Linked DNA regions of Homo sapiens: region 1 is linked to region 2. A link is an interaction called in ENCODE POLR2A ChIA-PET data of the cell type or tissue named here. Cell type or tissue: IMR-90. All regions are shown on one strand. Links, peaks and the distances in the headings refer to the core of each region. The heading gives the core; the rest is flanking DNA. Region 1 holds the start of LOC107986292 (a long non-coding RNA gene). Region 2 overlaps SEPTIN11 (septin 11).

Region 1 (6,553 bases), core at 476-5,475, 220 kb before region 2:
CATGAGTATTGTTTGATTACAAGCTTATGCTTGTAATCCCAGCGCAAACTGGCATTTAGGAGGCAGAGGTGAGAGGATCACTTGAAGCCAGAGTGTGAGACCATCCTGGGCAAAATAATGAGATCCTATCCCTGCAAAAAATTGCTAAAAAAGAAAAATTAGCCAGTCATAGTGGTGCTCCATGCCTGTAGTCCCAGCACTTGGGAGGCTGAGGCAGGAGGGTCACTTTAGCCCAGGAGGTCAGAGCTGCTGTGAACTGTGATTGTGCCACTGCACTCCAGCCTGGGCAACAGAGCAAGACCCTGTCTCAAAAAATAAAAACAAAACAAAACAGAAATATAGGATCAGAACAAGCTAGGGTACTCTAAGTAGTCCGGTCTCACCATAAGGGTGTTCCTAATTTGGTCTCTCTTCTCTCTTATTTCAGAAAGGACATCCAGGCCCCCAGCCTCACACTTGTGCACACTGGCAAAGTCGGTCTTGGATTCTCTGACTCGTTTTTCTGTTCCTGGTCAAATCATTCTCATTCTGTTGGCCTGCGCTTTCTTAGCCATGTTGATTCCACAGAGTACACTAGAACCAAGCCCTGTTTTTCCCACCTTGGGGCCCAGAAGACATTCTGTTCCCTTTTTTGGTCGGTTGTTTGCTTGTTTTGTTTTGCTTTAAGGAGAATTCTCCAAATATCTGCTTTGTTCCATTGTGTATTGACTTTATAATTCCAATTCTCAGAGTTCTAAAGAAGCATCACTGACACCCCTTTCCATTCTATACTGTCCTTTAAAATAGCATCCATTCTAGAGCATAATTTCCTGCGGGGAACCCTTCAGTAGCTTCATGTGTTTGTTAATTCCACCTTCATTTATTGAGCATCTACTCTGTGATGAGCTCTTTTCTAGGAGCTGGCCATAGCAACAATGAAGAAGAAGCTCACAGCTGGTTTTAAGTTAAGTAAAACTATTATTAAAAGGCAGAAGAGGGCTGGGTGCAGTGGCTCACACCTGTAATCCTAGCACTTTGGGAGGCCGAGGTGGGAGGATCATGAGGTCAGGAGTTCAAGACCAGCCTGGCCAACATGGTGAAACCCAGTCTCTAATAAAAATACAAAAAAAAAAAAATTAGCTGGGCATCATGGAGCATGCCTGTAATCCCAGCTACTCAGGAGGCTGAGGCAGGAGAATTGCTTGAACTGGGACCTGGGAGGCAGAGGTTGCAGTGAGTCAAGATCGTGCTACTGCACTGCAGTCTGAGCTACAGAGCGAGACTCCACCTCAAAAAAAAAAAAAAAAGGCAGAAGACGCCAGGTGTGGTGGCTCACACTTATAATCCCAGCACTTTGGGAGGCCGAGGTGAGGGGATCACCTGAGGTCAGGAGTTCGAGACCAGCCAGACCAACATGGTGAAACCCTATCTCTGCTAAATCCCAGCTACTCTGGAGGCTGAGGCAGGAGAACTGCTTGAACCTGGGAGGCGGAGATTGCAGTGAGCCAAGATCATGCCATTGCACAACAGCCTGGGTAGCAAGAGTGAAACTCAATATAAAAAAAAAAAAAAGAAAAAAAGGCAGAAGAGATAGATTCAAGCCAAAAGAGGAGTTCTTCACTCATCAGACCCTTTCTCTAACCTAAATATTTTAAGCTTTCCATCCTCCAAGAGATGAAACTGCAGAGATTGTCAGAACAGCATAGACTCTCTACAGGCATGCACTGGATATTAAATATGGGTGTGGCTTATTGTCTGCCAATTTATGCTGCTTGTCACTGTCTGGTGCCACCCTCAGATCTCCACTACTGATAGCTGCCTGCCTAAGATGGCCTCTCTCACCAGAGCTTGAAAAATGATGGAGCTGCCCAAATGGTGGTTCTTTCTACACCTGCTATACTTGCAGCACATTCCCAGGTACATTTGCCTTACAGTCTTCATCCTTGTCTTGGTTTCAGAATATATTTGTGCTGAATGTTCTTATTCCCATTAATTAATGCCCATCATTCCATTTTGCCACCGTAATTATTTATATAATCATTATCAGTTCTGTCCTTCTAAAGTAAAAATTAACACAGCTCAAGACAGACTTGACTGGATCACAGTCTGGATTGTAATCTAAAACATTATACCTAGAAATAATGACAGCCCTCTAGTCTGGGAATTCAGTCTAGTCTGGTCTTTCCCAAAAGACAAGAGTCTTGGGTGCTTCGGCAAAGCTATAGTGGACCTCAGAAAGTCACCTAGGTCACCTAGCCCAAACTCCTCATTTCATAAAGAACAGAATGGGGGCCGGGCATAGTGGCTCAGCCTGTAATCCCAGCACTTTGGAAGGCCGAGGCGGGCAAATCACCTGAATTCGAGACCAGCCTGACCAACACGGCGAAACCCCGTCTCTACTAAAAATACAAACATTAGCCAGGCTTGGTGGTGCACACCTGTAATCCCAGCTACTCCGGAGGCTGAGGCATGAGAATCGCTTGAACCTGGTAGGTGGAGGTTGGAATGAGCTGAGATCGGGCCACTGCACTCCAGCCTGGGCAACAGAGCTAGACTCCATAAAAAAAAAGAAAGAAAGAAAGAAAGAAAAAACAACAAAATTAACTCCAGATCAGTTAAGTTACTTGCCTAGGTCAGACAGCTGTGGACAAATCTGGGACTAAAACCCGAAAGCCCTCCTCCTGCCCAGGCTCTTTCCAACAGCTGTCCTACACAGAACTCGCCTGGACTCACTGGCTCCCACAGCTAATCCTCCCTCCATGTTTTAATCCCCACTGTGTTCTCTTTCTTTCATCTCATGTCACCTGCAGCTTCCTTTCTTTCCCTCTTCCTTCTCCTTCCACAGGATTTTTTACATTCCTGTCAGTCCTGTGTTGCTCCCTGTATGCAGAGCCTATGTTTTTTCTCTTTGCTACTAGTTACTAGTAGCAAAACTAAAAGAAGAAAACTAGTATGCATGTCTATCTTTGTATCTTCTACATTCAGTGCTTTTAAAAAATGCTTAATGTTTATGGAAATTCTGAACTATATTTAAAATTATAATTCTACAAATATACTATAAAGTCTACTGGGAAAATAATACTACCCAATTCCCAATACTAAATGCTTAATACTAAAGTACTTCTAGGATAGCAGAGTCGTTTTTGGAATGATTGCATCAGAGCTCTCAGGATCAAGAAAAGATATACAGTTTTTATACAGGAATTCTAGTCTCATGTAATATAATCAAACCAAAATGTAAAGGATGATATTAACTCTCTGTAGAAGCAATGGAAATGAATGACTGAGAGAGTAAAAAACAAGCAACAAAAACAACAACACCTCATGACCTTAACTGGGAAAGCTGTTTGGGGACAAGTAATGCTCAAAATCAAACCTACTGTTCTGTGGCCATGCTGCCCAAGCATGGACCTTCTGATTACCGTTCAATTTCCCATGTATTCTGCCAACAGAAAGAACATGTTTTTGATGGCAGGCATTAATATTCTAGATCCAAGGAAGGAAAATGCTCAGTATAAATTAATTACTTGGTATCCTCATTCTCTTTCAGTAAGAGGCTGTTCCACTCCGTGTGATAGATTCTAGCTCTGGGCTGGCAGAGCTGAGGTTCTCACCTTGAATTCTGGTGACCCCACAAAGGTGTGGTTACCATGAGCTCTGCCTCATGTCCAGCCAGCCTCCCTCTTTAGCATTTTAGGTCCCTCTCTAATTTCTTCAAGTTGATAAAATGATGCATATCTATTGAGCATAATTGCAGGTCTTGAATATAGTAGGTTACTTGCCCTCTAAGAGCAGACAATCTCGTTGGCTTCAACAAACCAGGAGTATGGCTTTTAAAGATTTTAAGAATTGGATAACTAGGTCTGCTTCTCTCTGTGCCATCTTTTTCATGTTTTTCTAACAGCATCAAGAAAGGGAAGAAAAGCAGTGTTGAGAGCCTGCTGGGGCTGGCCCTGGGTGAGCAAATGCAGTTCTCTCTGTGTGCCTCAGACAAAGGAGAAGCGTCTCTTGTAGGCTCATTTCATTCTTGCTTGAGCAGCCCTGTGTGTGTTCTCAGAACTCAGGGTCCTGGAAACTGCATAAAGGAGTCAAATCATTCAACCCCAAACAGGGCTCTTGCCCTAAGTCCAGACAACAGCTGTGAAGCAGCTGCACCATTGTGCTCTAAAGCTGCTTAGTGTAAGATGCAAAGGAAAAAAGGATTAGCCCTTGGAAACTATGTGAAAAACACAACCCCCTGCGACAACAGCTGGCAGGTAACATATATCATGAAGACATTTGCGGTATTAGAATGGATACATAAAAGATGAGAATTCAAACAGTATTTTAAAGTTTTTTTCCCCATGAAAGTTAATGCGCTCCAATCTTTTCAATTTAAGAAAATTAATAAGAAAAAAATGGAAAGAGAAGAACTACGGCAGCTGGTACAACACAGACATGGAGGCGGGTAAAATATGAGTCTGCCACCTTCACCTTTTCCCCCTCTCCAATGCCCCACCCGAAAATAACATGAAATGTTTCCCTGGAGCAACCAAAGATGAATGTCTGCTCCCCAAGCCAGGCCCCAAGTTCAGGCGCAGCACCACTTCTTAGAGTTGGCAGCTTTACTAGACTTTGATCATTCCTTCGTGGGACACATCAACCTTGCTCCTCCTTAATGTGCAAGATGAGGCAAGAGCCGAGGCCAGGCAGGTATAGCTGCAGGCAGAGCTTTCTCCAGTGCTGTACAGAAAGGCTTTTGCCTGCCCAGGCCCAAGGGGAGCCGTTGCAGTTGCTTGCCTCCCACATCCTATGGAAAGGAGTCCCCATGTTCTGGTGGCTTAGGATGTGTGTTTCTCAGTGGTGGGCGAGCTGGAACCTGGGACCAAAAGGTAGTCAGGCACTGCCTACTTTCTGAGCCCAGCTTTTGGGGTCTGTGCTTTTTCCTCCCATCCTTTTTAGTGACACCTTCCTCTGAATTCTTTAGGAATCGAATTGACCCCATTTGCCTTTCTGACCCTCCTCCCCCTTCCCCATCAAAATTACCTGTCAAGGAAGTAAGGAAACTGTCACTGAAAGGCATTACTGATGGGAATATAAATCTATATCCCCTTTCAGGGATGCAGGTCAACACAGTATACATTTTAAATGTACATTCTCTTGGACCCAAGATTTTCACTTCTAGAAATGCATCCTAAAGAAATTATTACCCAGGTAGGCAGAAATGTATGTGCAAGAATGTTTACTGCTGCTTTGATTTAAAATACTGAACAATTGTCAATAATACAGCCATCCATCAGAAAGAGATCAGTTAAATAAATTATCACGTAAGCATCCAACAAAACCCTCTTCAATCTTTAAAAATAAGGAAGTAGGTTTATATCTACTGACACTGATGTATGCCCCTGATATATTGTTAAATGAGGAAAGTGGGTTATAGAAGCATACATAGAGTAGGATCGTGCTTATACATTTTTTTAAAGTTTACATGTTTATACTTGCATAAAAAGAATGAAATGATAAATGTCATTCTGTTGACAGTAGCATCTCTGAGGAACAGTATTAGAGGCATTATCCACTTTCTCTATATTGCTTACATTTTTACAAAGGAGATATAGTAACAGAAAAATACTTTGATGTAGTTTTTTAAAACCTTCTCTAAGAACAATATATGCAAAGCCTTCACACTGACAACAACTTATATTTGCAAAGAGCTTCACAACTTTATTTTCCCCATTAACTTATTCCGTCTTCACAGCCCTGTGAGGTTGGGAAGATAGATCTTAGTATTTATTGTCAAAGATAAACAACCGTCCGTTAACGTGGTGAAAACAGATTTTATTCAGTAACTACTGAGAGTAAGAGAAGGAGCAGAGCTCAATTCTGATTTGTGCTGAGGTGACTGGGCGTTTTAAAGGGGAAGATGCGGGAGGAGGGAGGAGGAGCCTGTGGGACTCTGGTGAAGCCTTACAAACGGTTGGTGGGCATCACCATAATTAGGCCAGCTGCACGTGCTAGCTGGCAATTAACACCAGTTAGGAGCCAGGGCCCTATCCTTCCTGATAATTACATTTCAAAGGAATGGCTTTCAGATTCTTGAGAGAGACACTCCTGACTTGCAGGAGATACACATACATCTCAAAGAGACAGAGAAAGAATTCACAATTGTAAGCCCTGTTTGGTAAATGCTCTAAGTAAGGAGGTCAGGGGTCTATCTTCAGGTGTTGGCTGGAACAAACAGCAAATTCTTTTCACAGCCCTGAGCTTTTCCAGACAGGAACTTAAAAGAAGGCTAGGTTGCCCCAGGGACACAACCTTAGTCTGCTAGAAGCCGTGTTAAAGTTTGGTCAAGTCTGTTCGTGCAGAAGTTTGAAAGAAGCGTTTGTGCTGAAGGTTTTTGGCATTCTGAGTACCCTTTTTTCAGCTTAAAAAACTAGTTCTCGGTCGGGCGCAGTGGCTCATGCCTGTAATGCCAGCACTTTGGGAGGCCGAGGCGGATGGATCACCTGAGGTCAGGAGTTCGAGACCAGCCTGGCCAACATGGTGAAACCCCGTCTCTACTAAAAATACAAAAATTAGCCAGGCATGGTGGTGG
Region 2 (6,553 bases), core at 622-5,621:
CCCCTGAGGGCTGAGGCTGGGGCCCAGAGGGGAACTTCTAAGGAGCCAGGTCAATTGAGGAGCCATGTAGATCCACCATCTCAAGGGGGTTGCCCCCTGGGATGGCAACTCCTTTGGATGTCCAGAAGTGCACAAAGGTCAGAATAGCTAAGCAGAACCCAGGTGGCGATGGCAGAGAAGCCTGGGGCAGAAAGTGGACTTGCGAGGTCTACACCTACCGGGGGTTGACACAGCAACAGCCAGGTAGGCACACGTCTTAGACAATACGTCTTATCCAATTTATCTGAAGGGTGAATTTTCACTTATTGAGTCAAATGTTTATTGGTGGGGGGTATAGGACATATAGTCCTTTCCCTTAAGTCTGGCTATCTAGACTAAGAATGCAAGAATGTGGTCAAGGGCTAGTGGAACATATTGCTTATGGTAGGTAATAAGGTTTTTTTGTTTTGTGTTTTTATGTTCACAATTATATTTGACAGTCACTTTTTTTAAAAAAGGTAACTTAAGGAAAGGTGGGGTGGGGACTCCAGAGCACTATGTGGATGACACATAAGTGTTGCCAGCAATTCAAATAAATAAAAATCGCCAAAATTTTGGTGATTCATGGGTGGAGGCTTCATGGAGGGTATGCTTGATCCGTGCCTCTAAGGTGTGCTATGATTAGAAAATGGGAAGCCTGTGTGGTTCAGGTGTGCAAGAGAAGGGGCAATTGCTCAGTTCCCACTGGGGTGGGGTGGAGTGGAGTGGCAGTTCTGGTTTGAGCCCAGTCTTCAGTATAAAGCCATTACTATTTCAGCACCATTTTCCTCAGATAACCAACTTTTATTGAGGATGAATGTTCCAGGCAGCAGTGTAAGCACTGTGTGTGTACTAACTGGCTTAATCTGTAACTCTTTGAGGGAAGTACTGTTAGTGTTTTACAGATGAGGGAAGTAACTTGCCTAAGGACACAAAGCTTGTTAAATGGTAAAACCGATACTCTAGAACCGGAGCAACCTGGCTCCAGAGCCCACATTTTTCACCCAAACGCTATACACTATGGCCTCTCAGTAGAGAGAAAAACAGAGCAAGGGAAAGAAGGGTGCCATCTGATTCATCTGCATTTAGGGACATATGGCTGGGAAAGGTCCAAAGGGCCGAGGTCCCAAGGGAAATCATTCTGTCAAGCAGCTGGAAGTCCTAATGGCCTCAGAACCATTTCCCAGAGAGTACACTTCCACAGCTGAGGTCATCAGAGAGCAGCACAGAAGGCCTTTCAGAAGGTTACCACCCATGACTTACTTGATGGTGATGTCCCTGGAAGCTCATCACCAGTGAGTAGGAGAATTCACTCTGACTTCAATTCATTGTGGCTGCCTAACTCTTATCTCTCTCTGTCTCTGTCTCTGTCTCTCTCTCTCTCACACACACACACACACACACACACACACACATCATTCTACTATGCCCAGCTAGAATCAGAGCAGGCCAAATAGAGGGAGAAAAATCCTTACAGACAGGGATACAATTTTAAAAATAAAGACTTGGCTTCATAGTAGATTCCTTGACTAGGAATCTAGCCAACTGTTATTCAAAATATTCACTGCCCTCCCTAGAGGGGGATTTACTTCCCCAGCCCAAGGGTCTTTCAGAGCCACTCTTTACAGGAGGATTCTCTATCCTCATTCTTTTGAATTTAGGAATGACCATTTACTTTGGCCAATACAATCTGCATGGAAGTGACCCATCTAAGAGCTTGAGAAGCCAGCTCTTGAGAAGCCAGGGTTCAGCATGTCTCTTTGTCCTCTGCCACCAGGCTGGCAATGCCCAGATAGAGGATACTCCCTCAGCCTGGGTCCTGGAGGCAATGCAGTATGCAGCAGACCTCCGAGGGTGGAACAGCTGCATGAGAAATAAACCCTTGCTATGTAAGCCACCAAAACATGGGGCCAATTTGTTACCGCAACATAATTTAGCTTAACTGACTGAATCAGATGGGAGGTCTGTATGCATGTTGGTCTAAAAGCCTTTGGTTCCAAAGCCTAGCTCTCCCACAAATTTGCTGTAGCAGATTAACTGACAACTTCTTCCTGTCTCATTTTCCTTCTCTATATTACTTCTCAGGTATTTTGTGAGTATAAGGTGAGATAATTGTCTTGACAGTAATTTGAATTGAATAAATTTGAAAATCAAGATGCTGAACAAGCTTCCCGTGCACAGAAGTTTTTGGTCAAGCCTTTTGCCCTCCAACAGCAGGTCAGAGTAAGTTTAATGAGTACCTTAATGAGATTCACAAAATTTATACTGGTATGAAGACAGTACTCAAAGAGATGAGATAACTAAAACAGCATGAAGTCTTAAGTAAACCCTGGCTTTTAACAGACTCTTCTCCTGTTTTCATAAAATCCAATGAGTTTTTAATTTCCTTTTTGGAGAACACTGATTGCCACTTGAAGTCCAAGGTGGAAAGAGTCCTACCATCTTCCCCCCCAGCCCCACCACACTCTTCAGGACTCAGTTGCTTAGGTCTAAGAAAATAATAACTTCTAGTTCTGAATCCTGAGGAAAGGCTCAATGCATAAAACTGGGCAGAGGAAGATCTAGCATTGTCGTTGTCATATGTTGTCACTGGACTCTCCTTCTCTGTGTCCTCTGTCAGTCTTCATTTCCTCTATTCTTTAAGGGTTCAATTTGGGCATGAAAGGAATCAACTCCCCTGATCGTTTCTCAACTCTCCTATTGAATCCTGAAGAATTAGTAGTCTGCAGATTTTCTTTGTCTTCCTTCAACCAATTTCAAGGATCTGAGATATCTTAAGTTATGGGCAAAGGGTGGATGGAATATAAAGCATTTAAAGAGCTACACAGTAAATACATGCCTATAAAGAATGCACTGCACAACTGAGTCTCTTCCCACCTCCTCAGCCTCTTGTCTGTCCACTCTCCCTACCCAACCCTAAGGCTGACGTTCCTGCTACATTGGATTTCTTAAGAGTCTCTCCCTCACTTCCAGAGCTTGGCACATGCTGTTTCCTGGGCTTGGAACACTTCCACAACCACCTCCCCATCTCCCTTTCCTTGCTAAATCCTATTGCTTACTCAGCCTATAGAGAGATTTCATGAGAGCAGCAAAGACTGCAGTCAAGTACTCACCAACATAATTTCAGCACCTGCATATAGAAGGTACACAAGAAATGTCTGATAAAACAGGTGGGTTGGAAAGGCAAGAATGAGTACTGATGTGTTAGGGTGTTGAGGATTATTTTGTTTTTCAATCTCTAACCTATCCACATTATTGTGCCTCAACTTCTATAAGAGAAAAAAAATCAATTCTTCCCAAAGGAATGTTATTATCAAAAACAAGTAGGTAAATTTTAATGTTATGCTATATATATTTTCATTTCCTTTTTGTACAATAAAAATGCAAAAAAAAATAAATAAATAAATAAAAAAGAAATCACACACAGACAAGAACAAACAAAGCTCCCACTTGTCAGAAAAATGGTCCTTTTAGAATATGGTCTCTTTCCCACCTCACCACCTCAGCCTACCCCTCTCTCAATGTTTCACACTCCATCCTACCCAGTCACAGTTCAGCAGGTGGGCAGAATGTGTCCACAGAACTGGACTTCCTGTGCCATTTGGCTTGAGCGATGTGCTCACACTCATTGGCGTCGATCCTAAAAAGAGGTGGCTCTGGTGCCTTGGCTTTGTCATATCAGGGAACAGACTCCTGATTTCTATCTCAGGTCAAGCCTGGAACAATGTGAATTTCATTTTAGATCGCCCAGCAAATTCCTTTTAGAAGTCTGTCTCTATTACCTTAGCCCAAGTATTGTTTTTATGTTCAACAGCTGCTGCATTGATGGGCTGCCAGCAGGCATGAGTGGGTCAGGGGAAGTATTGTTATTTGAGAGTTTTCTGTCAATCCAGATTTTTAAAAAGGGGGCGGGGGAGGTTATCAATTATATTGTAAAGTAGATCTCCTTGGAAAAAAGTATAGAAGCTTTAGATGTGTTGGGTTTCATTTAAATAATGGTTCAGCTTTGCTAACCCCATTTGAGACAGGTCTAGCTAAGACTATGAAAGATGGATCCCAATAAAATGATAAAATCCAAGAGCAGCGTCTATCCCCAACCAAATTTAGAGTCCTATAAAGAGAAACACAGGCACAGAAAACTCTGTGGGCTGCGCCACAGTCTAAATCCGATGATCATGATCAGTGTGACATCATCATTGGGTAGAATATAAACACTTGGTCTGCTGGCAATCAATCAAGTAGGCCATCCAAATCAAGGAAACAGCAGAGTCCCACAATCATTTGTTCCTTTTGCAGACATAGGATGGCCCATGCCCAAACACTAAGCATCCACTTCCTTCATTTTAAGAGTATTATTCAAATGGTCACACAGGACTCATTCAGGCACACAGTTTGGTTTCTAGGTGGCAGTTTATACAAGATGGGTTATGTCTGCTCAAAAAAGTGGTGAAATAGACTAAACACCTAAGAACTATTATATCAGGATAGTGGGTTATGGGCAGTTTTGTTCTTTTAATCAATTCCTTGGGTCTCCTTTTCACTGTAATGTAGACACATCATTTTTAAAGATGATAATTTAAAAGATAAATTAATCTATAACTTTCGAAAGATTTTAAAAGGAGAGATTATTGTACCTCAGAAACTTCTTGCATTCCTTAATAACTGCTTATAGAGCCTCAGTATGTATAATTTATATCACTGACTAAAAAGTTCTAATTTTTGAAAACTGACCTGAGATGACAGTCCCTTTATTGTTTAGGTGGCCCTCCCCTGGACCTTTCTTGGCTCCATTCATGTTTCTCCAGGCACACCGACCACAGCCATCCATCTGGGGCCACATTTTCAAGTCACAAAAATGGCAATTTTATAACAAGGGAAAGTAACATTTTATTGGCAGTACTCCTCCACTTCCCACACTCCCTGCCCTCATCTTTAAGAATTGCCTATAATTATCCCCAGACAGATATGATCCTTCACCTGAATCATATTTGCTGAGTCAGCAATAGGCATATAATTCCTTTTCTCCCTAAATGATTTACACATTTACACTGAAGTCTGTCACTTTAATACACCAAATCTCTCAAACAATAAAGCTCCTGGTAAGAAGAAAACTTGTCCACTGCTATATCCCCAACACCTAGAACAAGTTCCTGACACATAGCAGGTGCTTAATAAATGGTGTTAAATGAGCAAATGGAAACTTGGTTTTCCATTTCCTTCAGCTCAACAGATAAAACAGCAATTAAGTGCATTTCTTGAAGGATATCATAGGGAAATCTCCACCACCAGTGAAGTTTAAACACATATTTTTTGTTAGGGATAAAGTAAGAAATATTTCTGCACTGGGGAGCAGGCTAACCCAAATGACCTCTAACGTTCCTTTCAACTCCTAGAGTTTTTAAACTGATGAACACCACAGCTTAGGAGAGGCCATCAGCTACATAAAGCCTGATTCCCAAGTAGAGTAAATTGCCATGTTCTGTTTAAAATAAAGATAATAGCTGCCCCGGGATTTGGACGCAAAAATGCTAATTCATCCAAAATGCAGACACATCCCTTGGGAGTAAAATGTTCTTGCTAATCATCAGTTATACTAGGCAAACAGCAGATGTGCTTCAGGGTCTTCTTAGGGCTAAGCCCAAAAACCATCAGTGGGGAAATGGAGAAGCTAGGGATCAAAATTAAAACTGAAATAAACAGTATCACACTAAATTGAAGCTTTGTTTTGCAGTCAACAACAAATCCACTTAAGAAACTTACCTGAATTTAGCCTTGAGGTTTGAATGGTTTGTAACAGAATATAACCATTTCATAAGATAGAAAATAGTGCATTTGACATGTAAGCATTTTTGCCCACTAAAATGTCATATTTACCTGGGATATCACACTCAGATGTTCCCATTCAAGAATATCAAAAATTTAGGGTAAGTTATTCAGATTGCATTTTTCTTCAGTCTGGCGGGGAGAGGTAGTTATCGCAAAAGGAGATATATGTCCTAAATAACTTTTTAAAAAATCTAATTAAATACCTAGGGAAATTCCATTCACACATAAATCAACTTCGGAGTGGTTCTTTTCCCTCAGCGCACCCTTCCTTTCTTTTGGTGAAATCACAGACTAGATAAGAAATGGGAGGGCCAGAGAACTCTTAACTTTAAAGGTGCAGTGTAGATTCCATGGAGCTGTGTCTCAAGAGTCTTCCCCATTCATTGACTTTGTTTTAAAGCCATAACTGCAGAGACCACACTTAAGACAATAGCCCAATGAACAAAGTGAAAGGATTCAACAATTATCTGTGAAATGTGATCACATATTTTCTGTAGACTTTCTAACTTTATAGTCAATTCCTAATCACTCGTACATTAGGTTTCCAAAAGAAAAGTCTTCTGTCTTTAGATTGTAATTTAATTTTAATTCCAGTGACAACAGAGTGCGCAGAAAGAAGTCACTTCCTCTGTGCACGTATACTTAAAAAAAATCTCCTCTATTATCTGAAGAGGGAGGTCTAACATAAGAATTCTGTGGGATTAAGCTC

The links. ChIA-PET counts read pairs that join two places held together with the same protein. Peaks named below come from ENCODE experiments on the same cell type or tissue, not always from the same donor. Only the 100,000 strongest peaks of a DNase experiment are listed, where the experiment ranks them.
Region 1: POLR2A ChIA-PET joins it to region 2 with 5 read pairs; 3 of 35 experiments call an interaction of 5 or more read pairs at or near these places.

Annotation. Positions count from the first base shown.
Region 1 is chr4:77,174,931-77,181,483 of GRCh38, reverse strand. It overlaps LOC107986292 (a long non-coding RNA gene), which reads right to left and starts at 2,451. Exons shown (of 4, transcript XR_001741742.1): 1 at 2,418-2,451. RefSeq lists enhancers at 5,730-6,376, 6,377-6,553. In IMR-90, for the core only: no CTCF peak of the experiment used is centred there; no DNase peak of the experiment used is centred there; H3K27me3 peaks cover 3,272 bases.
Region 2 is chr4:76,951,843-76,958,395 of GRCh38, reverse strand. All of the region lies in intron 1 of SEPTIN11 (septin 11), which reads right to left. Among named protein-coding and RNA genes, the nearest start is that of SEPTIN11, 5.4 kb to the right of the region's middle. In IMR-90, for the core only: no CTCF peak of the experiment used is centred there; a DNase peak (open chromatin) is centred at 3,025; H3K4me3 peaks cover 320 bases; H3K27ac peaks cover 217 bases.